Linked DNA regions of Homo sapiens: all the other regions are linked to region 1. The links are chromatin loops, found by intact Hi-C in ENCODE. Cell type or tissue: ascending aorta. All regions are shown on one strand.

Region 1 (8,000 bases):
ATCTTTGAAAAGCTATGTGGAGCGGTCAGCTTAGCTTCCTAGGGTGGGTGAGATTGCAGGTGGCAGGATTAGAGTAAGCAGAGAGGAGAAGGAAGCATGCCTGGCGGGGAACTGCCCTGCAAAGATCCACAGGCCAATAAGCTGGTATGCTGGACAACTGCGTGGCTTCTTTCTGGTGTTCTGGATGCTGCTTCAGAGCCCTCTTGCCTGGGAGCCTGATTGCTGTAGGTGACCCTAGGTTTGCACAGGACAGATCCTCCTTTTTCTGGCACATGTGGCTGTCACTCAAGTAGAGCCAGACTGTCACCTGTGGGCCCTGTGAGGCTTGTGATGGCATGGTACATACCACTAACCCTGTTCAGAGGTCAGGAGTCAGTCTCTGGTCCAAGTCAGCGTGAGTTTTGTAGCCAGGGTAGGGTTAGTCTTTGGACAAGGTCAGTTTTGTGGCCAGTATCAGAGGTTAGTCTTGGCCAGGACTGGAATCAGTCTGAGTCAGTTTCGGGATTGGTCTGTGGCCATGGTTGTGGTCAGTCTGAGGTCAAATTGATGTGACTAGAATCAGGGCTGAGTGTGGCTGGGAAGCAGTTGATCCTCAGTGTAGCTGGTGTGGATGAGACTTGCAGCGAGGCCTCAGCTGCTGAAAGGTCTCCCGCCCACTCCTCTGATGGATACTCTTGCCATATCCCGATGTTAGCATCTCTCACTTCCAAACTCCTTGGTGAAGCCTGGGGCAGTGGACAGCAGGGCTCCCGGGCCATGTGTCCCCATAACTGGATGACCTTAGCTTCTCACTGGCGGGCCTCCTGCATATGGCCTCAGTCTGAGGGGCCTTGGGAGGGCTATGGCGAATGGTTTTCCTGACTCTGGGCTTGACACCTGGAGGCCAGGCTTTGGAGTGGAATGTGGCCCATGGCTAGGGCTCTTCACATCTGAAGAGCTGACTATGGACTCTTTGTAAGCCTTTAGCAAGGCTGAATGACAACCTCATCCTCTAAAATAACCAGGGACCTCACTCAAGGTAATTTCTCTGCCCAAGGAAAGTGGCAATCAAGCAGTTTCTTTGTCTGAAGCTCATGTCTTTTAATATGCTGTCCCAGAAACTGCCTATTCCAGAAGGAGAAGCAGGGACAACAAGCGGCTTGGAAGGCTGCAAACAGTTTCAACTTGTTCTGTCTTCCTGGCCTGTGGCTTATGATTGTGTGTGTTTATTTATTTTACATTGCTCCCATGCCATTAGAGTGTAAACCCCAGGAGGAGGGACTTTGTTGTCTTGCTCACTACTGTATCCTCAGTGCCTAGCAAAAAACTTGATGTGCGTTAGACACTCATTGCATTGCTGCTGAATACATGAATGAATGTGTGTTTTACTTCTATCTCCCCTTCTGTCTTCCAAGTATTCACTGTGTCTTGTGGTTTCTGTTTCCTATTGATGTCTTGGGACTGCCTACCTCTCCCTACCTCCTACCTCCATCAGCTGAGTTCGGGCTGCTGCCATTGTTCCCCTGGATGTCCACAGTGCCTCTTAAGTGGCCTGCCCACATCCCATCCAAGCCCTCTCCGATCCACTCTCCATACTGTGGCTGGAAGGATCCTTGTAACATATAAATAGATCAGGCTACCCCCTGGTTAAAACCCTTCAGTGGCTTCCTATTGCCCTGAGAAGTTCCCTTAACACAGAGTCCAAGGCATGATTTGGCCCCTACACACTTCTCTAGCCTCCTCCTGTCTCTCTTGTCTTTTCTTGTCTCTCTCTGTCTCATTCTGAGCGCCAGCCAGGCTGCCCTTCTTTCACATCCTCAAACAGCCCCCTTTCTTGCAGTTGGAGCCCTTTTATACACAGGGGTCCTACCTGGAGTCCCTCACCCCTCTGGCCCCTGCCACCCAGAGGCTCTCCTGACCCTATCCCCTGGCTAGGCTTCCTGTACGTCCCTCATCTTCACGCTCTCCTTCTCAGCACACTTGATTCTGAGCATCTGCCAGAATAGCTCCTGGGTCTCATTCCCTCCGATACACACAGTGCTGCCTGGCATATTGTGGGCTCTTGGGGCATCTTTGTGGAATGAAGGGCCCAGTGTCTGACATTGGGACCCCAAAGTTGGCTGCACCGACCCTGCATGCCCTAGCCCCTTCCCCCACACAACTGCAGAAACCTTAACAGCCGCAGCTTGGGGAGGTTTAGCAGTTCCTCTCTGCAGGGTCCTTGCTGAACTGACATAGAGTACCTGGCCTGACTGTCAGGAACAGTGATGGGGAGGGCTTGGCACATCTTACTTTCTGAGTGGGGAGAGTGTGCCACTACTTCCCACAAGAGCACATACAAGGAGGATTCCCCCGGATTGGAAGGAGGCTGAAGGCAGGAATGGTGGAAGTATGATAAGTATGGATCATATCCTGCTTAGAGAGAAAGTGCTGGGCTTTGTGGGATTTGGAGGCGTAGGCAGTGAGGATAGTAATGAGGACAGGGATGTTCTCCTCAAATTCCCCATGGGACCCTGATGACTCCAGCCAAGGAAGGGCTGGCAGAAAAGTAGTACAGCTTGGTGACCTTGTGAGCTTGGGGACACACCTGGGTATGGATGGGGTCTCAGGGGACAATGGCAGCAAGGGCTGGGGTGAGCCTTCTTCAGGTGGCTTACAGGTGAGTAGACATGGATGAGGAGGAGGCTTGTTCTCAACTACAAGTGAGATGCTCCCTGGGACCTCCAGGGAGTGTAGGAGACACCACCATGCAGAGGGGCTGAGATCTGGAGCTGTCTGCCTTGTTTACCACTGTCATAACTCCTTAGGTGGGCACACGACGGATTCTCCAAGTCTCACAACTCAGAACCAAGCTCTGGCCCTGAAGGAGCAACTTGAGGGGCCCTGAGAGGAAACTGCTTGGTGCAGAGAAAGATTTGCAAGACTGTCAGCCCAAGCAGCCTGCATGGCCAGGATCCTTCAGGGGAAGGAGGGGGTATGGGTAGGGAGGTCCATGGCTGCCATCTCTGAGGCCCCCACCTAGGTCAGGACCCTGGCTTGCTTCAGAGACCCCTCTGGGCTCTGGACTTCAAAACTTTCCATTTCTCTCATTTCCATTTCTGACTTGAGACCTCTTGGAGAAAAGGCCTCAGTGTCAGTCCTCCGGGGATGGGAAGGTGTCTGGGTCTTGACCAGCTCATCTGGGGAAAGAGATAACCTCTGTTATCCACCTCAGGGCACAGCCACGCTTCCTCCATCAAAGTGGCACTTCCAGGAGACGCTGGCAGAGCATCGGTTTGTCTGCAGACTTCTCCTGAGCCTTGGGGTCCATCGTCACCGAGGCCCCTCAAGCCCCTCCCCTCCAGGCCTCTGGATATCACTTCCTTTGGGAACAGGAGATGCTAGCCGATTTGGGAAATGCTCACTGCAGAGGAGTCTGGCACTGTGTCCGGGTCGGCAAGGCTATATTTAACCAGCTATATTTGCTGTCCCACTCACTTGTCCCAACCCGGCCCCGCCCGCCACCCCTCCCCCTCAGCAGCCTGTCCTGTCCCACTGGGGCCGCGCCGTCCTTGCTCACCCTGCTCCAGCTGTGCAATTGTGGTCTGGGCCACAGGCTATTTTTTGCTTGGTGCCAAAGATTATTCAGTTATCAGGAATGTGTGTTTAAGTGGCCGTCTCCGGAACAAGGATTATAAATAGGAACTTGGGGTCAAGGCCTGGGCCCCAGTGTCCTCCTCTTTGTCCCAGTTCCTGTCCTGGCTCCAGGATTTTACTTGGGGTGAACACCATGAGGCCATGGTGAGGTTGTCTGGAGGAGAGGACCCCAGGGTGGGAGGCCAGAGGTCCAGGACTAAGAACACTTCTGACAGGCAAGTCACCTGATGTCTCTGGGACTTGCTTTCTCCATCTGGGCAATGGGGAGACTCAGGCTCATTCACTGAATGGCAAACAGGAAATAGATGGGCAAGAACTAGTCTTGGGAGTAAATGCGTAACAGTTCAATTTGCTTTTTGGGAGCTCCTGGTCTTTTGGTGGGACTGTGCCTAGGTTTGATCTCAGCATTAAGTGGCCTAAGCAGGATGAAGTGGGCATATTTGGTCACAGGCACCCAAGATGAGGCTAAATCTTTCTCCTACAAGATGAGGGCTGCTTCCCAAGGTGCCAGTTATCACGGAGAACAGGCCCAGGTCAGAGGCCTTGACCCAGGCTGTTTGGTTGGTGAGTGTGGGCAAGGGTGCCTGGTGAAAATGGTTGGGCTGCTTCCTGGTGACTAGTGGCCCTTCCTATCCTGGGGAGAGCCATCTTCTCATGCCCTGGCTTGGGAAACTTTGGCTCTTTTTCCCTCCATCAGGGGAGGGTAAGGAGGGATGTCAGGGTTCCACCCAAATGCTGGGGTGGGCCAGGCCCTGGGGGCGCCATACAGCTGCCCTAGGCTCCTCACCACACTCCTGCCTCTGAAGAGGGTGGTGCAGGGGAAGGACATGCTGCCATCCTTTCACCTCAGTTTCTCCACTGTCAAATGGCAGAAATAATGTACAGCCTCCCTCTCTGGAGCTGTTAGGTATGAGAGTGATCTAAAAGGATATTCAATCATTCATTATCACAATAAATGAGAATGACATTCTGAGCAGAAAGGCCTTGGTTGACCTGAGGGGTCGTAGCCTCCCGATGTCACCAAACTTGGCCAAACCCCAGCAGTCCTGTGGCTTCAATCCCCATACACTGTGTCTCCGTTTTCCCCTTGGGTGCAGACGCTTTCATTGCTCTCCTCGCCCAGTGGTCTTTGTCACCCTTCCCCTTCACTCTGGCAAATCTCAGGCCTGGATGACTGATTGATCTGGGATACAACTATGGAGACCTCTCCTCCACCCATTTGGAACTCTAAACTCAGCAGGAACTTAGCTCTTCCCCCTATTCAGGTAGGGCCAGTACCTGTCCCATACTCTGTCACCAGGACAGGACTGCATTGCCAGCTATGGCATTGCACCTGCAGCTCCACCCCTTGCTCTGGGGCCATTTATGTACAGAAGAGCCTCTTCTTTCTGATAATGTTGGTACATTAAATGTGTACTGTAATGAGATGAAATTGACTTTTATATCTTGGTAAGACTTTTCATTTAAATTTTCGAGTAAGATAAAAGATTCTTTGACAGACTACATTTTGGATTTTTTTAAAAAGTGGCCATAAATGGGGTAGTGGGGCATTCCCTAGTGGAGGTGAGAATTGGGCAGGGGTCTGTTCCCCAGGCTGGGAATGCAGAGGGCTCCACAGTGTTTGACCAAGCTAGCTGCCTGGCAGGGGAGAGTTGTGGAGATGGCAAGTCCATGGAGTGTCTCCATGACAGGCTCCAGGGGAGTCCTTGCTGGGTCGTTGCCAAGGGTGTCCTTTGTGTTTTCCTCTGGGGGCTGTTCTAGCTTGGTTTGACAATTCTGAAGGTCCTAGGGGACCTCCATCTATCTCCACAGGCAAGAGCAGGTGCCATCAGAGGGGATTTTCCCTTAGTATTGGAGAGTGGGGGTGGGTAATCAGTAGAGAAAGAGAGAGACAGAGAGAGGGCATGCTTAGCTTATTCCAGATCCCTACTTCCCAGCTGGCCCCAGGTCCTGGCTGCTCCTCAGCCAGCTCCTGGGGCAGTTTTGTAGAAGAGAATGTGGACTTGTGCTCAGCAACCACCAGGATTCAGTCATACATAGCACTGGATGGAGATGGAGGCTTGAACAGTTTTGAATAGTTTTCTCCGAGGGCTCAGCTGCCACCTCCTTTTCCTACAAGGTCAGCATGACCCCCAGACGAGAACCTTCCTCAGCCCCCTGCCCTGTAGTTCCCATAAAGAATAAGTGATTTCCTTTCTTTTTCCAGGGTGAATGCTTTCCTCATTCCTTGGCTCTTGGCTGTATCACTGCAATTCTGCTCTCATTGTCAGGCTGCCTTCTCCTATTTTCTCCTCTCTGTCTCCATCAGTCCAAGCTGGCAGTATTTCTGCTGGAATAACAGCCTCAAGCACCCTGCTTTGGTGACCCAGCCTGGGCCTTCCTCCCCTCCTGTCAGACCCGCAGCTTGGACTCACTGCCCTCGACTGCCTACTTTGGATAACAGGCCTTTACTTTGGCCTTGTGCTTCCCCCCTGGCCTGGCGGCCCCTCTTTTCAAATGAGGCTGAGCCATGTTCCCAAGGCTAGCACTAGGGACAAGGAGAAATGGTGCTAGCACAGGCCTGCCCCAGAGCCCCTGGAGGCAGGGCCAAGATTCTAGACCTGGGCCACACTGCCCATAGGCAAGTCGGCTCTTTGCAGGCAAAGGCAGGATCAGGAAACTGGACTATTAGTCTTTACAACAGCTCTATGGGGTGGGCATTGCCATCACTGGTTTATGGATGAGGAACCTGAGGCTCAGAGAGGAACAGAGGGTGACCTGAGGTCACATAGCCAATAACAGACAGAGCTTGGACTGAAAACCTGGTGTTGCTGCCTGCCCCTCAGCCTCCTTCACTGTAGAAGTATAAAGAGCCTTGTTGAGAGACTACTGCCTCCAGCCCCAGGACCACCCTAAGACCTGGGCAAGAAGGACCTCATGCCTTGTAGCACTCGCCTTGAAATCTTCTAGGTTTCTATCTGTAGCTGGAACTGACCAGGACTGGCAGTGCCATCTAGCTGGGGCATCCTCAGCTTGAACTGGCACCTGTGTGGGCCCCAGTCCCTGTTTCTCCTCCTTGGGGTACCCTCTGACACTCAAACCCATGTGTGAGGTTGACTAGATGTACCAAGGAGCAATGGGCCTCATGCCTGTGCAGTCATCTTGGGGCCACATAGCTGGACTTGGTTCCTGGCAGGCAGTCTGGTGAGTGGATTGCTCCCCTGGCTGGTGAAGAATTTTTTATGTGGGATCACATGAAATTGGGCTTTCAGAATGGTGCTGACATGCTGATTTTGAATGACTCAATTGTTTATATAGACAGGAGCCTGGCAAGAAAATATTTGCCCAGGGTCCCATTCACCCTAGGGAAGGCTCTGCCATCTCCCTGACATTAAGCCATCTTGCTGTATTGTTGCTTATTGTACTGAAATTGATTTTCCCTTTGTTGCTTTGAAACCTCTTTAGAAAGACCTACACCAAGGGAGATTTCCCAAATTCCCTTTATTACCCCCTCCCCACCATGTTTCACAATCCTTAGATTTTAAAATTGAATCCAGATCTGACTTCCAGGCCCTAGTTCTTCAGCTACAACAATATCCCTTTGTCCTGGCCTCAGTGGACAGTGCTTAGCCCCATTCGACCTTTAGCCTTCTTGCAAAAAAGCAGGAGGCCCACTTACACCCTGGGATTTCCAGGAGAACAAAGATGTGATAAAACCTGCCAGAGATCACATGGTTGCCCAAGGAGGTTTGGGATTTTCATCTACAGCTATTATTTCCACCTTGATATGGGGCACTCTGGGTTATCCGTGGAGGCTGTGGTCAAAGGGACCCCATGGGGCAAGCATCCTTTGCTCTTGGTAGCCACTCCTCTTCTCCTCTCTCTGTAGCCTGCTTGTCCAGTCCTGACCCCCTGGCTTCTTTCTAACACATGCCCTGGCCCATGCTCCCCAGTGAAGTTGGGATGAGGGCTTGGAATGGAACAGCCATTAAGGGCCCTACATCCAGGGAGTGGTTGTCCCCTGGTAGATAGAGGTGAACGGACCATCCTTCACCCCGGGGAGGTCAATGCTGTGAACCCATATTTCCTTCCCAGCAGCATCTGCCCTTGGGCCCCTCTCTGAGCCTCTTTGTCTCTCTCTTCTCAGTGGGGCTGTCAAAAGCTGAGCCTCACAGGTTGTGACTAATCACTAGCAGATTTTTTTTCCATCCAAGAAGAAGAAAAAGCTGAAGGAGATGAAGAAAAACCCCAACAGTGAATAACTCGGAAGAGTTTCCAACATGTGGGTGTTTTTCTGGGACCAAAGATCAGGAAGATTCCAAATGTAAACAATCCCAAAATAACTCAGCTCTCCCAACCCCAGGCATTCCCAGGACTGGATGTCCACACTCCTTCTCTTTCCCTCA
Region 2 (8,000 bases), 100 kb before region 1:
AGGGCCAGCCTGTGATGCAGATGCCAATGCCACAGAGCATGGCAGGAGGTCTGTGGCACCTTGTGCTGAGGGGCAGCGCTCCCCCGACTGTGGGCCATGGAGTGGCTCTGGATTCTGTAGGGTTGAGCCCATCTGGTCCTTCCCACAGTAGACATGGAGAAAGGTCTCACTGTGAGCACCAGCCTTGAACTCACCATCTGTTCCAGGTTGTCACCCTCCTCTCTGGGCTTTGCAAGATACTGGTCATACCCCTGGCACCCTGGGGCTCCCAGAACTTCTGGGCCACCCAGAGGCAGAGCCTCCAGGCCTGTATAGACAACACCTGTGTCCTCGGGCCTTGCTGCATCTGTAGTTTCACTGATGCTAAAAGTCCTCAGAAGCCCTGTGTTCCATCTCTCCAGCCTCTGTGGCTCTCCAGGGTTCTGCCCTGCCAGCCTTTCTGCTGGGAAGACCTCCTGCCCCCTGTCCCTTGTCCAACTCTTGATCATTGTTTAAGACTTAACTTAGGCATGGTCGCTTCTTTGGGGGAGTCTTTCCTGGCTCCTCTTCTCCTGTGAGACTTGCCTATCTTTGGGTCACTGTGCTGCTCTAGGGCCTGCTGTCTCTGTCAATGTTAGCATATTCCCCAGGCTAAGCTCAGGGGAGCAACTGCGGCTCCTTCCTCTTTGTATTCTCAATGCTCAGCACAAGGCCTCGCTTAGCGGAGGTGTTAATGAAAGTCTGTCTGTCTTGGCAAGTGGGTAGATGGGTGCATGGGTTGATGGATGGATGGACGAATTTTCTGGCTACTGTCTGTATGGATCTGAGGAGGAATCTCTCTCTTGGCTGGGGAAACCCAAATGGAAATTTCAGATGTCCCTATGTGAAATTTAGCTAAACTCAGTGCTAGTGCCTCTGGGCTGCTTGGGTGTTTATAGCTGAATTAGGCAGATAATTTGCCCCAAACTCTGGCTGCCTGCTCCTGGCTCCTGTTTCCCGGCTGCTCCATGGGCCTGTCTGAGATTGTGCAGGGAAGTGCAGGGCCTGCCCAGCAGGATTTCCGTTCTGTGTGTGCTGCCCTCAAAATGTCTACACACTCAGATGGGGAGGGACTATTTTAGGTCCTGCTGGCCACAAGCACAGCCAGAGGCAGACGATGAGGAGGCCCAGCCTGGCCATCCTCCCGGCGTTGACATGAGGGAACTGGGGCTGGGATCTGAGCCAGAGCTGGGCCTGTGCTGTTTGTGGGAGCACACGGCCACTCTGGCTAGAGCTGCTGGCCAGACCAGCAGCACTGGTGGGAGCTGGGATGGGGCTCCTGGAGGTGTACCCACCTGGGGAGGGGCTGGGCCTCCCCTGGCCTGGGACAGGGGAGGAGGAGGAAATGACACTGATTTGCTCTGATGGGGGAGGCTTGGACCTTGCCCTCATGGAGCTCCCTGTCTGATGAAAGAGACAAAACTCTGTTCTCAAAAGCCTCAAACCCAGCAGGGAGACCAGTTCTGTTCTGCAGGGAGCCCTGGCCCTCTGGGGAAGCCCCTTTTCTGGTATCTGACTTTGTTCCATGTTTTTCTCTGAGATCTATTGCTCTGATTTGGCTGATCCAGGAAATCTTTCACTCACTCGCCTCTCCTCCCTGTCCCTGGCACTCTGAAGGACAGGCGCTCCAAGGCCAACCCAGGAGGCAGCTGACCCCGGGTGCAGTTCCAGTGGTTTGCTAGATAACTATGGCTGGGCTTTCTTCCTCTCCCTCCTTCCCCAGTGCAGATAGCATGAAGGGCCCTGGCTTCTGGGGACAGGAGGGACGAGAGGTCTGGCAGAATCTGGATTTTGGCTGGCTTCTGTCTGCCCCACCGGTGTTTCTCGGCAGCCTGTTCCATCCTCACAGTTGATGCAGCCCTGGCTGGTGCTGGATGTGTTCACTGTGTCCTGGCTGTGGTCCTAGGACCCCTCCTAGCTCAAACCTGCTCTTGCCAGAGTTACCCTTCCATCTTGGTCCCTTCCTGTCACTTTCCTCCGTGACACCTTCTCTCTGCTCCCAAAGCCTTCTTACCAGCATCTGCCTAGGTCCTGGGATGAGCTGGCCACACATTTAGAACATGTCACCGGAGACCCTTGCCTGATGTTCAGGCCATGGGCTGGCACTCACCACGGAGTATTTCTTAGGTTTCTAGAAATGTTTTGGTTTGTGTCGAGAGTGGCCAATTCTGGAGGTGACTCAAAACGTGTATAAGGCAGGTCTGTGCTCAGCATCCCAGGGCTCGTAGATCAGTGTCTGTCTCTAAGGGTAAGGGTGGGGGGCCCTGTTTAGGGGGTGCCTGGCCTGTTTAAACTGTTCTCCATGGTGATGAGGATTGGGATGAGAAATACTCACACGTATTAACTCCACCACTTGTTCTTGGTCTGTGCAGCCATCCTATGTGTAGACTTTAGAGTGGCAGACTAGGGGTGGGGGTGGTGTGTGCACATGAGTGAGCATGACAGGTGGGGGTGGTAGGAGCAGGTGTGTGCACGAGCTTCCATGGGTGCTGGCCAGAGGTGTGTCTAAGCTTGGTGGTGGCATTGCAGGAATTGTGGCCTTGACTTTGAACTTTCTGAGGGCAGGCCTGGGTGTGTCCTCACACAGGGAGAGCAGAAGTGTCCTATTCCATCTAGTTCTCTGCTTTAGAAAACGATATATTCATTTTTTCAGATAATAAAATGATACGTGTTCATTATATAAAATTTGGAAAATATAGAAAAATAATGAAAAAATAGGGCTTACCTCCATCCAAACACACAATTTGAATGCACTGCACCCAACATTTCATTGTCATTCTTTCCTCTTCTTTTTAGGTTTCTCTTTCTGTCTCTGATTCTGTCTCTGACTTCATTTCTACCTTTAAAATAAAATTAAGGCCTTTGTTCACTAGTTGTTGTTGTTTTTTTATTAAGGCAGTTCTTGGTGTTATGATTATGATTAGGGGAAGAAAAACAGTGTTCAGGAACACACAGAGAGCCTGCCACCCCCTGTCCATTTCCTATAGAGGGTCTTGAAGCTCCAAATAGAGGCTGTGCCCCCAGAAATCGCACCTTTGAGGCACTGAGATGCCCCCAGAGCCAGCTGGGTATGGCAAGGGCGGCTCTTGCTTAGCATTCCGAGAGAGCACTCCTAGGTAGAGGGGCTCCTCTTCAAGTCCTCAGAGAAGGAGAATTTCGGGAGGTGGGAATATGTGAGTGTTGAAGAATTAGAGAAATAACTTTTAGGAAGTTCCGACTCTGGTCACAAAGAGACAAGGGATGAGGGGGTGTCCAGAAGATCTCAAATGAGTGATGTCAAAGTGAGGAGATGTTTCATTAACAAGGAGACCAAACTCTTGGAGTCTCCTGGCCCTGCAAGTTCACCATAGGCTAAGCAACCAGGGAAGCTTCTCCGGGAAGGCGGCCTCTGAGGCGGGTGGGTGAACAGGGGAGGACAGGGAGGCTTTCCTGGCAGGCAAAAGGGCTCGGGCAAAGGCTTGGAAGTGGGACTCTGTGTGTATGTTTTATGTGGCAAAGGGGTACGTGTGTGTATGTATGAGTGTATGTGGTAGAGGTGGTGTGTGTGTGTGTGGTAGAGGTGGTGTGTGTGTATGTGGGGTAGAGGTGATGTGTGTGGCAGAGGTGGTGTGTGTGTGGCAGAGGTGGGGTGTGTGTGTGGTAGAGGTGGGGTGTGTGCGTGTGTGGTAGAGGTGGGGTGTGTGTGTGGTAGAGGTGGTGTGTGTGTATGTGGGGTAGAGGTGGTGTGTGTGGTAGAGGTGGTGTGTGTGTGGTAGAGGTGGGGTATATGTGTGTGTGTGGTAGAGGTGGGGTATAAGTGTGTGTGGTAGAGATGGGGTGTGTGTGTGTGGTAGAGGTGGGGTGTGTGTGGTAGAGGTGTGTTTGTGGTAGAGGTGTGTGTGTGTGGTAGAGGTGTGTGTGTGGTAGAGGTGGTGTGTGTGTTTGGTAGAGGTGTTTGTGTGGTAGAGGTGAGGTATATGTGTGTGTGGTAGAGATGGGGTGTGTGTGTGTGGTAGAGATGGTGTGTGTGTGTGTGTGTGGTAGAGATGGGGTGTGTGTGTGGTAGAGATGGGGTGTGTGTGTGGTAGAGGTGGGGTGTGTGTGTGGTAGAGGTGGCGTGTGTGGTAGAGGTGGTGTGTGTGTGTGTGTGTGGTAGAGGTGGGGTATAAGTGTGTGTGGTAGAGATGGGATGTGTGTGTGTGGTAGAGGTGGGGTGTGTGTGTGGTAGAGGTGGCGTGTGTGGTAGAGGTGTGTGTGTGTGGTAGAGGTGTGTGTGTGGTAGAGGTGGTGTGTGTGTGTGTGGTAGAGATGGGGTGTGTGTGTGGTAGAGGGGTGTGTGTGTGGTAGAGGTGGCATGTGTGGTAGAGGTGGTGTGTGTGTGTGTGGTAGAGGTGGTGTGTGTGTGGTAGAGGTGGGGTGTGTGTGGTAGAGGTGGGGTTGTGTGTGTGTGGTAGAGGTGTGTGTGTGGTAGAGGTGATGTGTGTGTTTGGTAGAGGTGTGTGTGTGGTAGAGGTGGGGTGTGTGTGTGTGGTAGAGGTGGAGTGTGTGTTTGTGTGGGGTAGAGTTGTGTGTGTGTGGTAGAGGTGGTGGGTGTGGTAGAGGTGGTGTGTGTGTTACAGGAGGTGGTGTGTGTGGCAGAGGAGGTGTGTGTGTGGTAGAGGGATGTGAGTGTGTGTGCGTGGTAGAGATGGTGTGTGTGGCAGAGGTGGGTGTGTATGTGGAGTAGAGGTGGTGGGTGTGTGTCCGTGTGAGTGTGTTTTTTGTGTGTGTGGTGAGCGTGGGGTGCCAGCAGGAGACAGGCCTGGCCTGCTAGTGTGCAGGAGGCCTCGGGAGACTGTTTCCTCACTCTGTCGGGTGGGTGCTGGGGCTGGCCGGCTCTGGGACTCCCAGGCTCCCAGGCTCCCAGGCGCTGGGGCTGGGGCTAATTTTGAGCCTGCTGCTCCAGTTATAGTCTCTGGGATGCCGTGAAGGTGGGAACGTGCTCCCAGAACCGGAGTGGCAAATTATGCCCGAGTCCCAAAGGGGAACGTGTAATTTCTGAAGCTGGACCAGATCTTTGGAGCACTATGTTTAGCTTTATTTTGCTCTGGTGAACTGCCGGTTTCCCTCTCACCTTTCTAAAAAAGAACTGCATTAAAAATAACAGTAAGGCTTCTGTGGGGTTCAGGATGCAAATGGGAGGGGCAGAGCTGCTGCCTGGCGAGGCCCGTCTCTGGCCAGCTAGGGGTGGCACGTGGAGTTCACCCAGTCTATTCCAGGGGTCACACGACATGTGGCCAGCACCCCAGGGCCATCCAGCAGCCCTGGCTAGGTGCCCAAGGCTGATTCTGCCCTCCTGCGTATGCTTCTGGCTCTGAACAGCCCTGAGGGGCCCCTCAGTGATGTGTCTTTTCACAGAGCAGGGAGGGATCCGAGTCCCCAAACGTCCCTCCTGGGCCCAGCAGGGCTTCACCTTCCGTGGGTTTCTTTGGGCATCGGGGGAGTGTCTTCCAGGATCTTCCTGTTGAGGAAGGCAGGGCAGCCTGGGGTTTCGCCCCTTGGAGTCCTCCCAGAGCCCCCTGCTCAAGGCTTAGAGGTTGAGGGGCCAGCCCCGGCAGCTCTGGGTCCTAGCTGGCTGCTTCCCAGCACCTACCCTCCTGACCCGTTTGCTCTTTCTCGAACGGGCTGTGCTTCTTTCTTCCCCTCTACCTTTGCGCTTGCGATTCCCTCTGCCTAGCATGCGTCTTCTCACCTTGCCCACCTGCTAGCCTGGTACTCATTCACCCAGAGCCCCATCCCCTTATCCTAGAGTATCGTAGTGGTCTCTGAACAAGTCTTCCTGCCTTCAGCCCTGAGCCCTGAGGCCCTCCTCAGGCTGCAGCCCAAGGATTCACAGTACAGGGAGATTGATTCACAGTACTGGGAGATTGTAGGCAAGGAGCTGATGCTCAGAAAAGGATGCAGAAAGTGATTTGTAGCATGGAGTGGAGGTGGGACTATAAGACTCCTAAAGTCCCCACTGATGTCAGGTTTTGGGGAAGACATATGATGCCCTGGTTCTTGTCCTGGAGGAGGGAAGACTGAGTAACCTGCTGTAGCTTTGGGAACCATGCCCTGCAGTGTTGGTGTGGCTCAGAGGTTAGGATGCTGGGGTTGGAGTGTCCCTGAAATAGGCAGATTTTGGAGAGGGAGGGAGGACATATGAGAGAGTGGGCAAGAGTCAGGCATTGGCTGAGCCCCTTCCACGTGCCTTGCCTTGTGCTGGGCGTGCACAGCCTTCGTCTCATTCATACTCACTGTCGCCCTGTGAGGTGGGCTTTGGGCCCATTCTCCAGATAGGACGCTGACCCAGAGAGGTCAAGGGGCTTGCTCAAAGTCACACATCTGGTGAGGTGTTGGAGCCAGGCTTGTCCAACTCCAAAGCACATGTTCTCCCTGGAGGAAGAGCAGAGGGTGCCTGGTCAGAGAGCGCTACCTCTTGGAGACTGTCCAGCCTTCCCTAAAGTGGGTTCTCTAATCCTGTTGCTAACCAGCATGTTTCATTTGTAGCTTGCAGACGGTCTGTCGAGCTTGGCCCCCACTAACACGGCTTCTCCTCCATCCAGTCCTCATGTATGTACTGTTTACTTATTTGTGGGCTCCTTGTATTCCCTTGTGGGGCTGGGGGTAGGGGGGTTAGGAGGGAAATGGGAGGGGAGAGTGGGAGGGAAGAAAGGAGGTATTTCCTGAGCCCTAGCAGGGAAGTCACCTATCTTTGCCTCACTGAAAAGGAGGGGTGAGAGAAAGCTATGGAGTAGATGCTCAGAAATGGACACCCCTAGGTTACTTCCTGGGATTTACCTTATTTACCTGTGTGAGGGCTGGGGGCTTAGGTGGGGCTGCATGGGCCAGTGGAAGCGGGGAAATCTCTCAATTAGACTCTGACTTCTGGAGTGTGGGACCCCAGAAGGCTCTTCTGGGCGTGGGACCTCAGACGGCAGGCTGACTTTCTGTGCTCCTCCCTGATGTGTGAAGGATGTGTGTGACTGAGGAACCCTGGCTGGCCCCTCGGGTGCTAAGAGGTCTGCTGGGGCCAACAGTCTGCTCCTGCAGTTTCCAGCAGGGCTCCTTTCTGCTTGCCTGAGTGGATTCCTTAGGTGTCATCTTTCTGGGCTGTGGGTCCCTCTAGGAAGATGACTTTGATGTCTGGCCTTCAGCATGCGCTCCTGAAGTCCCATGGTGAGGGCCAGTGGGAGCCCCTGACCTGTGGAGGGTGGCGTAAGAGACAGAACTTGCTAAAGGCAGCGAGTTACATTCTACTTATGGTGTCAAGAGGAGGCACTGTTGTACTGGGGGTCTCATGAGCTTCTAGAAGGAGGCTATCGATATACATATTTTTTTCTGATTTATCTATTTTAAATAAAATATGGAAAACACAAAAAGTGTCAAGTAGGAAGTTAAAACCACTTTTATTCCTACCAGTTTATGATAGGCACTGTTAGGGTTTTGATGTGCCTAGATTTTTTAGATATCTTTTAAACTCACATGAATACTTTTTAAAAACAAAATTGGAATCATACTTTTTTATAATTTGGATTTTTTAAATTTAAAAGTATATATGAATATTTTTCCATATTTGTATGTGTGTATATATAATATATGTATAATATGTATGTTATGTATATTATATATATATTTTTTGAGATGGAGTCTCACTTTGTCGCCCAGGCTAGAGTGCAGTGGCATGATCTTGGCTCACTGCAACCTCCATCTGCTGGGCTCAAGCAATTCTCCTGCCTCAGCCTCCTGAGTAGCTGGGACTACAGGTGCGCAACACCACACGTGGCTAATTTTTTGTATTTTTAGTAGAGACGGGGTTTCACCATGTTGGCCAGTCTGGTCTCGGACTCCTGATCTCATGATCTGCCCGCCTCGGCCTCCCAAAGTGCTGGGATTACAGGCGTGAGCCACCACACCCAGCCTATTCTTATATTCTTTAAAGATATGACTGCATGTCACATGAACATTCGTAAACTTTTAACTAC
Region 3 (8,000 bases), 71 kb before region 1:
AAGAAAAATAAAGATTTAGGGGAACTCAACAGCTAAATTGGATTCCATTCTAACCATTTCTACCTAAGTGTCCATGTTTGCCTGTGTGCCAGTATGTGCAGTTGTGTGTTTCTGTGGGGGCATATGTGTGTTTTAGCATACACATCTCCTTTGGACGTGACTGTGTAAGTCAGTTCTTCTGCGTGTGGGTCATCCTGTGAGTTTGATATGTATGTCTGTATATGTGTGTCACCCATAGCATCTTTTTCTTTAAATTGAACTTTAAACATCAAGGCTTGGGTCTGCCTTGCTCTAAGCTGGCTTTTTCTAGAGTGGTTACAAGTCAGAAAGCTCTGCCATGCTGTACGCTACCCCACCTGACCTTGTTTCCTCTCTCCTGGCTGCAGAAGACCCTCCGGGTAAGTGGGTCTGGTAGGGCCTGGCTGCAGATTCAGCCTCACTCTGGTACACGTTCCCTGTGTGGTGTGTCTGGAGACACCTGGCCACACAAGGTGTGTTAGGACCACACTTCCAGGACGGGTGGAGACTCGAGAACCTCATCCTACCGTCTCCCCAGGATGCCTGTTCAGGAACCCTTGGCGGGGCACCAGCTTGTGTTTGCCTTTAGTAAGCTGGAGCTCAGAGCACTTGGCTTTAGTTTGAAGGGGCCACCAGCATTTTCAGAAACTCTGTGATAGGTGTTCAGTTCCTGGTGGAGAATTAGAGCAGGCTCCTGGGAGATCTTCTAGCCTACCTTCTCATACAGAGGAGGAAAGCGAGTTCCAGAATGAGCTCCTGAAGCCGTGTCCTTGGCCCTTCCCACTAAACCAGATAAGCTCTAATGGTACAGATGGGCTCAGAGTGAGTGATGGGACCTTGGTGGGCTTTTGGGGTGAACTGACCATCCCAGCTTCAGGGAGCTTGGTGACCCTCTAGGTGATAGGACACCCCACCTGCCGAGACAGGACACAGCTGAAGGAATATTCTAGACACCAGAGCTAAGAGGGCCTGCAGACACACCATGTACAGGAGGAGTTAAATGGTGGGGAGGTCAGGATTTGCCACAACAGGCCTGTCCATCTTTTCCTGCAAATAGGAGTGACTGGAGGAAGGATGCGGATGTCACACAGAAAATTTGTGCTGTCACATACTTCCTTTCTTCTCACCTAATACCTCACATTTAGCAGTGTCTTTGGAATAAAGGCACTTAGTATTAGTTGATTTTCAGGGACTCTGCCTTGATTTGACCTTGGGGAGGTTAAGTGCTGATTTCCAATGCTTCCTTTATTGCCTGGGTAGGGAGGCAGATGGGCAGAATAGATAAAACTCTTTTGGGTCTGAATTTTCCTGGATCTACTGCATTTTGTTCATAAATAATACATTATTGACATTTTCCCCTAAGAGCTACCCTATGTACCCTCTGATTTTGGTCTCAGTGTGTTGTGTCCCTGGGATGCAGGAACTACAAAGATGCTTATGCCCACTTCACAGAAAGGAAAAGGGAGGCTGGGGAGTTTGACAGAAACACACATGCTTGGGGGGCAGAGCCAGGGCTAGAGCCTCCGCCTCTCAACACCAACCAAATGCTGAAACCTCTTCCTCAGTCTGCAGTCTTTGCCCCAGGAGAGGCGGAGGTTTCCTCTCTCTGCTCCCCCACATCACCCTTAGGAAAGCCTTGTGGTCCAGAGCGGCCTAGCAGCGGAGGGAGGGTTTCCAACTCTGAAGAATGCTGCTTGGCGAGTCCTGTTTCTGAAATGGTCTCTTTCTTTCTACCCACTCAGGAGGAAGAGTTCATCGATTGGTGGAGCAAATTCTTTGCCTCCATAGGGGAGAGGGAAAAGTGCGGCTCCTACCTGGAGAAGGATTTTGACACCCTGAAGGTAAGGCCTCTCTTCAGTCTGACAGTCGGTGTGTGTGTGCGTACTGGGCAGTGGGAGACACAACAGAAAGAGAGCTCATGCAGTAGATGTATTTGCATTTGTCTCCTCATTCGGTGTCTGAGGGTGATGAATGCTGCTAGACCAGCTGGGTGAGAAAGCCACCCACCGATTTACAGCCCGAAGCAAGTGTGGGCTGGGATAACCAAGACAGTATTCCCAGGAGAATGCTGAAGAATATGGAAGTGTTTAGAGGTGAAATGATCTGTGTTAACGTGCCCCAGCCCCCTACCCCTTCCCAAGATCAGGGTGGCCCCCTCACCGATTTTCAAAATAGTCAACATTATTAATATTGCATGACATTGAAAACAGTTAAAGCTTGGAGATGGGTACGCAGGGATTTGTTGTCCTATCCCATGTCTTTCAGTGTTATTTGAACTTTTCTATAGTAGAAAATTTGTGTTAAAATAAAAAGAGAGTCGGTTTGAGAATGTACTCCTGACCCCTAACTCCTACAATTGGGCCAGAAAATTACCTACAAATCTGAAAATATGGGAAACCCTGTTTCTGTGGAAAAAAACAGAAATGAGTCAGCCAAATTGTGGTATTTTGAGGAAATTATACAAATATAATTATGCTTTGAAAAAGTAGACTACTTTTAAAGAAGATAATCAGAGGTGACTCAGAAATTACTCCTTAAAGGAGTTGCATGGTCTCCTGGCTAGGGTTGCCAGTTAAAATTCAGGATGCCCAGTCACATTTGAATTTCAGATGAACAATGAATAGTTTTTTAATATCAGCATGCATCAAATATTGCACGGGGCATATTTCTTTAAAAATTATTGGTTATGAAACAGGAAAAGTTCCCTTATCCCCCTTGCAGGGTGTGCAGTGGGGGTGTGGCTGGCTTCTTCAGTGCCCTGCTGCTCACACCTCTAGGGGAACATGCAGATGGGCAGGTTGTGGGGCTCCAACCCCACAGCAGTGTCCAGAGGTGAATGTTTACAGCTGAAGCCCCAGTGGATGTGTGTTACAGAGGACTATTTCAGCTTAGCCATCTGTAGGCGGCTTGTGTTAGCTCAATTAGACCCCTGCCTTATCACAAGCACAGAGGGCTTTCTGTATCCCGGGGTTTCTTGCCTTGGTGTACTGAAAGAATTGGATCGCACGTGGGCTTGGAGATTGAGTGCAAGGTTTTACTGGGTGGAAGTAGCTCTCAGCAGATTGGGGAGCCAGAAGGGAGATGGAATGGGAAGGTGGTTTTCCCCTGGAGTCGCGCTGCTCAGTGGCCTGGACTCTCCTCCCACCACCAGGACCAAACTCCACGTTGTTCCGCTGGTCAATGGCCTGCTGGCCTGCTGAGGCCTGTTGGTGTGCTCCTACGCCAGTGGGTCCTTCTCGACATCCCGCCGCTTGTGTGTTCCTCTGCTTGTGTGTTCCTCTCGATGTCCAGCAACTTGTGTTTCTGCCCGCTAGGGTCTTGGGGGTTTTTATAGGCACAGAATGGGGGTGTGGCAGGCCAGGATGGTCTTGGGAAATGCAGCATTTGGGCAAGAAAACAGAAATGCCTGTCCTCCCTAGGCCTGTGGCACAGGCCCGGGGGATGAAGCCCTCGCCAGGGACACCGTCCTCCTCTACCCAGCACTTACCTGACCCCGTTCTGTATCAGTTATTTATTTGAAATTCAGATTTAACTGGAAATTGTGTATTTTCACTTACTAAATCTGGCAACACTACTTCTGGATTATAAATGGGGGAGACTCTGTACCCCGCAATTACCTCCCAGGCTTGGAGAGGAGAAAATGAGAGGTGGGCACAGGCTGTTAGACACATAGGAAAGGCCCCAAGAGCCCTTTGGAGGGGACTGGATGAGAGAGAGTTGAAGCTTGTCAGGGTAGCAGGTGGCCTGGGCTTTCAGGTGATTCTTTTGGCGCAGAGTCTCTGCTAGGCACTCTGGAGGGCAGTTTCACCAGTCAGCAAAAGTTGTCTCTGCTCTATGGGCCTGCCTGGTGAATTGTGCCTGGAGACCTGGCTGCTCAGAGATGAGGCACAGGCAGCAGCAGCTGCGATCCTCAGGCAGCAAGTTCCTCCTCGACTTGGTAGTTGGGTGTGTGAGGTTGGGCAAAGAGACAGAACTATTTGTGTACCAGGAAGAAGGTCTGACACATTAGGTCTGGCATGTGGTCCTGTGGCCTTGCCAAAAAGTCAGACAACCCAAGCAAGAATGAGGACTCCTGCCAGGGTGGCCCATGGCCCTGGCCCCTCGCTGCTCCCTCAGGTGCGGATGCTGAATTGGCACCCAGCCCTCCTGCTTGACCTCTGGAGGAGGTCTCTGACAGCATCCAAGTGAAAATAGGCTGTCCAAAGCAAAATGCATTCAAACTATTTCTGGGGGGAAAACTAGACCTGGAAGGAACGCTGGTTCTTTAAAGATAAGTAAATGGAAGAAAACCACCATCACCAACGTGGGTCTTTGAAAAATAGCCTGCCACATTATGGAGAGAGTGGAGCACACAGTGGGTGCAGGAAAACAGATTTTAGAAATCACTAGCATAGGGGGACAAAACAACTCCTAATCTAAATAGAAAAATAAAGGAACAAAAGACACAACAAGAAAGCATTAAAAACAGAAACCACAGAAAATGCATAGTAAAAAAAGAACAAAACATCTTAATGTTCCTAATTAATAAAAATGGACTAAACTTCCCCATTAAGTGACAAGGACTCTTAGACTATATCAAAAGTCAAAATTCATTGTACTGTCTTTAAAAGACACATCTAAAACAATACAACTTAGAATGGCTAAAAAATAAAGATTTTGGAAAACAATATTTTAGCAAACAAGGTAAGTGTAAACCAAAGGAAAACAGAATTTAAAGTGAAGAGCAAAGGAAACAAAATAGAGAGTTTTATATAAATAAAAGATGTATATTTCAATGAAAAGACTCTCAAATATTTATGCATAGAATAGTAAAGCTTAGAAATACTTAAAGCAAAAATGGATAAGAATGTATAAACTGATATCTCACACTTGATAAAAGCACAAAATGACAGAAATTAAAGTTGCAGTGGGGATTTCATTACACCATTCTCCTTAACTATCAAGCAGACAACAAATACATAAGAAGATAAAAGATCTGAATAACAAGGTAAATGTTTTTTAAGCTACATGAAATTAAAGTTATAGCTTTAAAATAGAGAATAAAAATAATAAAAAATGGAGAATACATTTTTTCCTGATGCTCAGCGAATACTTACAAAATTTGATCACATATTAGTTTTGTAGTAAGTTACCAAAAGCAGAAATCATACAAGACAGATTATAATGCAATAAAATGAGAAATTAATAACAAAAGTTTAAACAAAAAGTTCAACCGCTTAGAAATTTAAAAAATATTTTATTGGGACTTCCAGTATGAACATGGCTGCATAAGTCAGCATTTTTCCCCTTTTCTCTTGGAAATCATTCAAACCCACAAAATCCATTTTCAGAAAAGTTGGAAACAAACAGAAGCCACAGACTTCAAAATATATGTAAGGGCTGCTCAAAGACAACTGAAATTGGTTAGAGGCCACTCAGCAGTAAGTGAAGAGAAGATACATGCAGAATGTTGAAAGATCAGAGTAGTAGCAGATCTCAGAAAGCCTAGCAAAAATATACTTTCTAATGGAAGAATGTTGATAATTATTTAGGACAGATAATGGTTACATGGGGGTTTATTATCTATTCTCTTTACTTTTGTGTGTGTTTGAAAATTTTCATAATAGTTTCAAAATACAGTTCCTGAAAGTGAGGTTTCACCATGAAATATAAATGTTACATCCTTTGTTTACAACCGTGGATACGGAAACTTTGGAGACAGGTTGAAGCTGATGACAGAAGCCTCTTAGACCTGATTTGATTCAGAGAAGCAGAGGTGGAGCTACACAAGAATTACACAAATGAGCCATATTTGCAGGAAGCAGTCTGCCTCTGTGGTGGGAACAAAATTCAGCTCATTTAGTGAGAAATAATTTTTTAAAACGGTGTAGCCTGAATTCAAAAATCCTGCAAAAAAGAAAAGAAAATCAAAATGAAAACTTATCAGTAGAAGAGGACATATACCTACTTGAAAAATTTTGCCAAGGAGCAGATGAGATGAAATGCTTTGCTATGAACTTTTTAGAAATGGGGCAGTCAGAATGCAAAGCAAAAATGAAAGTAGTCAAGGGCTGATAAAATGAGTGATAAACTATGGGCTGGCAGGACTCAGGAAAGAAAGAGATGAAAACGTGAAGTTGGAAGGAGCACAGGGCAGAAGGGCCACATGGAAAACACAACCAAGGGCACAGAGGACAGAAACTATAAAAGTAAGCAAACGAAAATGGAAATAATGAAAAAGTTATAAAGGAACAAAGAGAAAATGACAGATATAGACGTCAGGGAAAGGAAACCTAACATTTGCATAATTGGAGTCTCCAAGGAAGACAACCAAAATAGTAAAAAAAATTACAGAAAAAACCATAATGGTTTAATAAAACCTTACGGAAATGAAAGAATAGTTGAACATACATATTGAAAAAGTTCATGGTGTGTCAGGAAAAACTGACAAAGATTGGTCAATCTGAGACATATTCTAATATAATTACTGTACTTTAGAGATAAAGAAATAATTCTTTGGGTAGTCATACCTCCTCCCCACCTCTTGAAAAGAAAAAAGCAATATTAAGTCATTTAAAATAGGAACTAAATCAAGATGGCTTCCATTTTTTCGTAACAGCATTCCATATCCAAAGACAATAACACACTGATATAAGATCATCAAAGAAAGACAGGGTGACCTGAGGATTATATGTTCAGCCAAGCTCCCCTCCAAGCATAAAGGCTACAGATAACCATTTGTACATATTCAGGAACTGGAGTAATGTGATTCCAATGAGCCTGTCTTGAAGGAACTCCTAGGGGATTAACTTCAGCTAACCTGGGAAGTTATCTGGAGAAACCACAACAGAAGGACTGGTTGTAGTTCGAGGCTGTAGTCAGCTATGATTGCACCACTGCACTCTAGCCTGGATAATAGAGCAAGACTTTGTCTCCAAAAAAAAAAAAAAAAAAAAAGTGAATATGGTCATATTTTACCTTAGACTCAAAATGAAAACAAATGGAAGGGTTAAGGTAATAGGTAAGAATGTAAATATCATATATACTGAAAATGTAGAGATGGTAAAACTGACAAAAATTAGGTGGAGAAGGACAAAAGAGTATGGAATATAGAGTAAGGACAATGATTGACATATGATAAAATAAATACAGTGGACAGATATTATTTGAAATTGGCAAGTCACATAATAAGCATAGAAGCAAGATACAAGCAAACAGTACAAAGGTAAATGTTAAGGAAGATATTCTTGTCTAAAACTGGGTGATAGGGAGAAGGAGGGAGATAAAATTGGATTATTTTATTATTGCTACAGTAGGGACCCCATAAATACTATGCCTAAAGACATAGAGGACTAAGTATTATCAGAATATATAAATGTATATAAATACTAGAACAGAAGCTGAGATCATTCCAGCTATCAGAACTGTCACATGCACCACTCCCATCCGCCCCACACACAGAAAGTGGACCGTGCAAAGATTAAAAAAAAAGAACCTATGAAATGAGGAAATGTGATATAAATACATTACATGACTATATAATTAAACAAGTAAAACCAAGACCAAACATATCTGTCTTGTCAATACATGTTACATCAGTCACTTACTAATTACAAAATTTAAATCAGATCTCAGAGCAAAATCTAACTCTCAAATGAAAAGATTGATAAAGTTTGAAAATAAGATTAAGAAAATGTGTGCCAGGCAAATGCAAATTAAATGACAGCAGAAGTCATCATCTTAATATTAGATGAGAGGGTATTCAGGTTCCTAAAATTAAATGAGACAAAGGATGACACTTTATAATGCTAAATGGTACAATTCCAAGATATGACACTTATGAGAATATCTATGTGCTAAATACTACAACATCAATACTTACAAAACACAACTTACAGGAGATATGAGAAGCAATGGAAACACACTGGTTGGTAGGGGGAGATTTAATTCCCTTCTCTCAGTTCATGTCAGATCAAGGAGACAAAAATGTCAGAGGAGGCCAA

Evidence for each region. Hi-C counts contacts between places; a loop is a spot of excess contacts. Peaks named below come from ENCODE experiments on the same cell type or tissue, not always from the same donor. Only the 100,000 strongest peaks of a DNase experiment are listed, where the experiment ranks them.
Region 2: it touches region 1 in a loop (2.5-fold over the local background); 9 of 110 quality-filtered maps call a loop at or near these places.
Region 3: a loop joins it to region 1, with 2.2 times the contacts of the local background. A loop is called at or near these places in 3 of 110 quality-filtered maps.

Annotation. Positions count from the first base shown.
Region 1 is chr2:71,713,568-71,721,567 of GRCh38, forward strand. The region is part of intron 1 of LOC124907827 (a long non-coding RNA gene); the gene reads left to right. Among named protein-coding and RNA genes, the nearest start is that of DYSF, 250 kb to the left of the region's middle. In ascending aorta, no CTCF peak of the experiment used is centred here; DNase peaks (open chromatin) are centred at 504, 3,494, 7,739 and 7,964; H3K27ac peaks cover 8,000 bases.
Region 2 is chr2:71,614,022-71,622,021 of GRCh38, forward strand. DYSF (dysferlin) reads left to right here. Exons shown (of 56, transcript NM_001130987.2): 41 at 6,526-6,588. Among named protein-coding and RNA genes, the nearest start is that of DYSF, 150 kb to the left of the region's middle. In ascending aorta, a CTCF peak has its summit at 4,795; DNase peaks (open chromatin) are centred at 1,140, 1,660, 4,940 and 5,320; H3K27ac peaks cover 3,788 bases.
Region 3 is chr2:71,642,205-71,650,204 of GRCh38, forward strand. DYSF (dysferlin) reads left to right here. Exons shown (of 56, transcript NM_001130987.2): 42 at 1,761-1,859. Among named protein-coding and RNA genes, the nearest start is that of DYSF, 180 kb to the left of the region's middle. In ascending aorta, no CTCF peak of the experiment used is centred here; a DNase peak (open chromatin) is centred at 3,957; H3K27ac peaks cover 997 bases.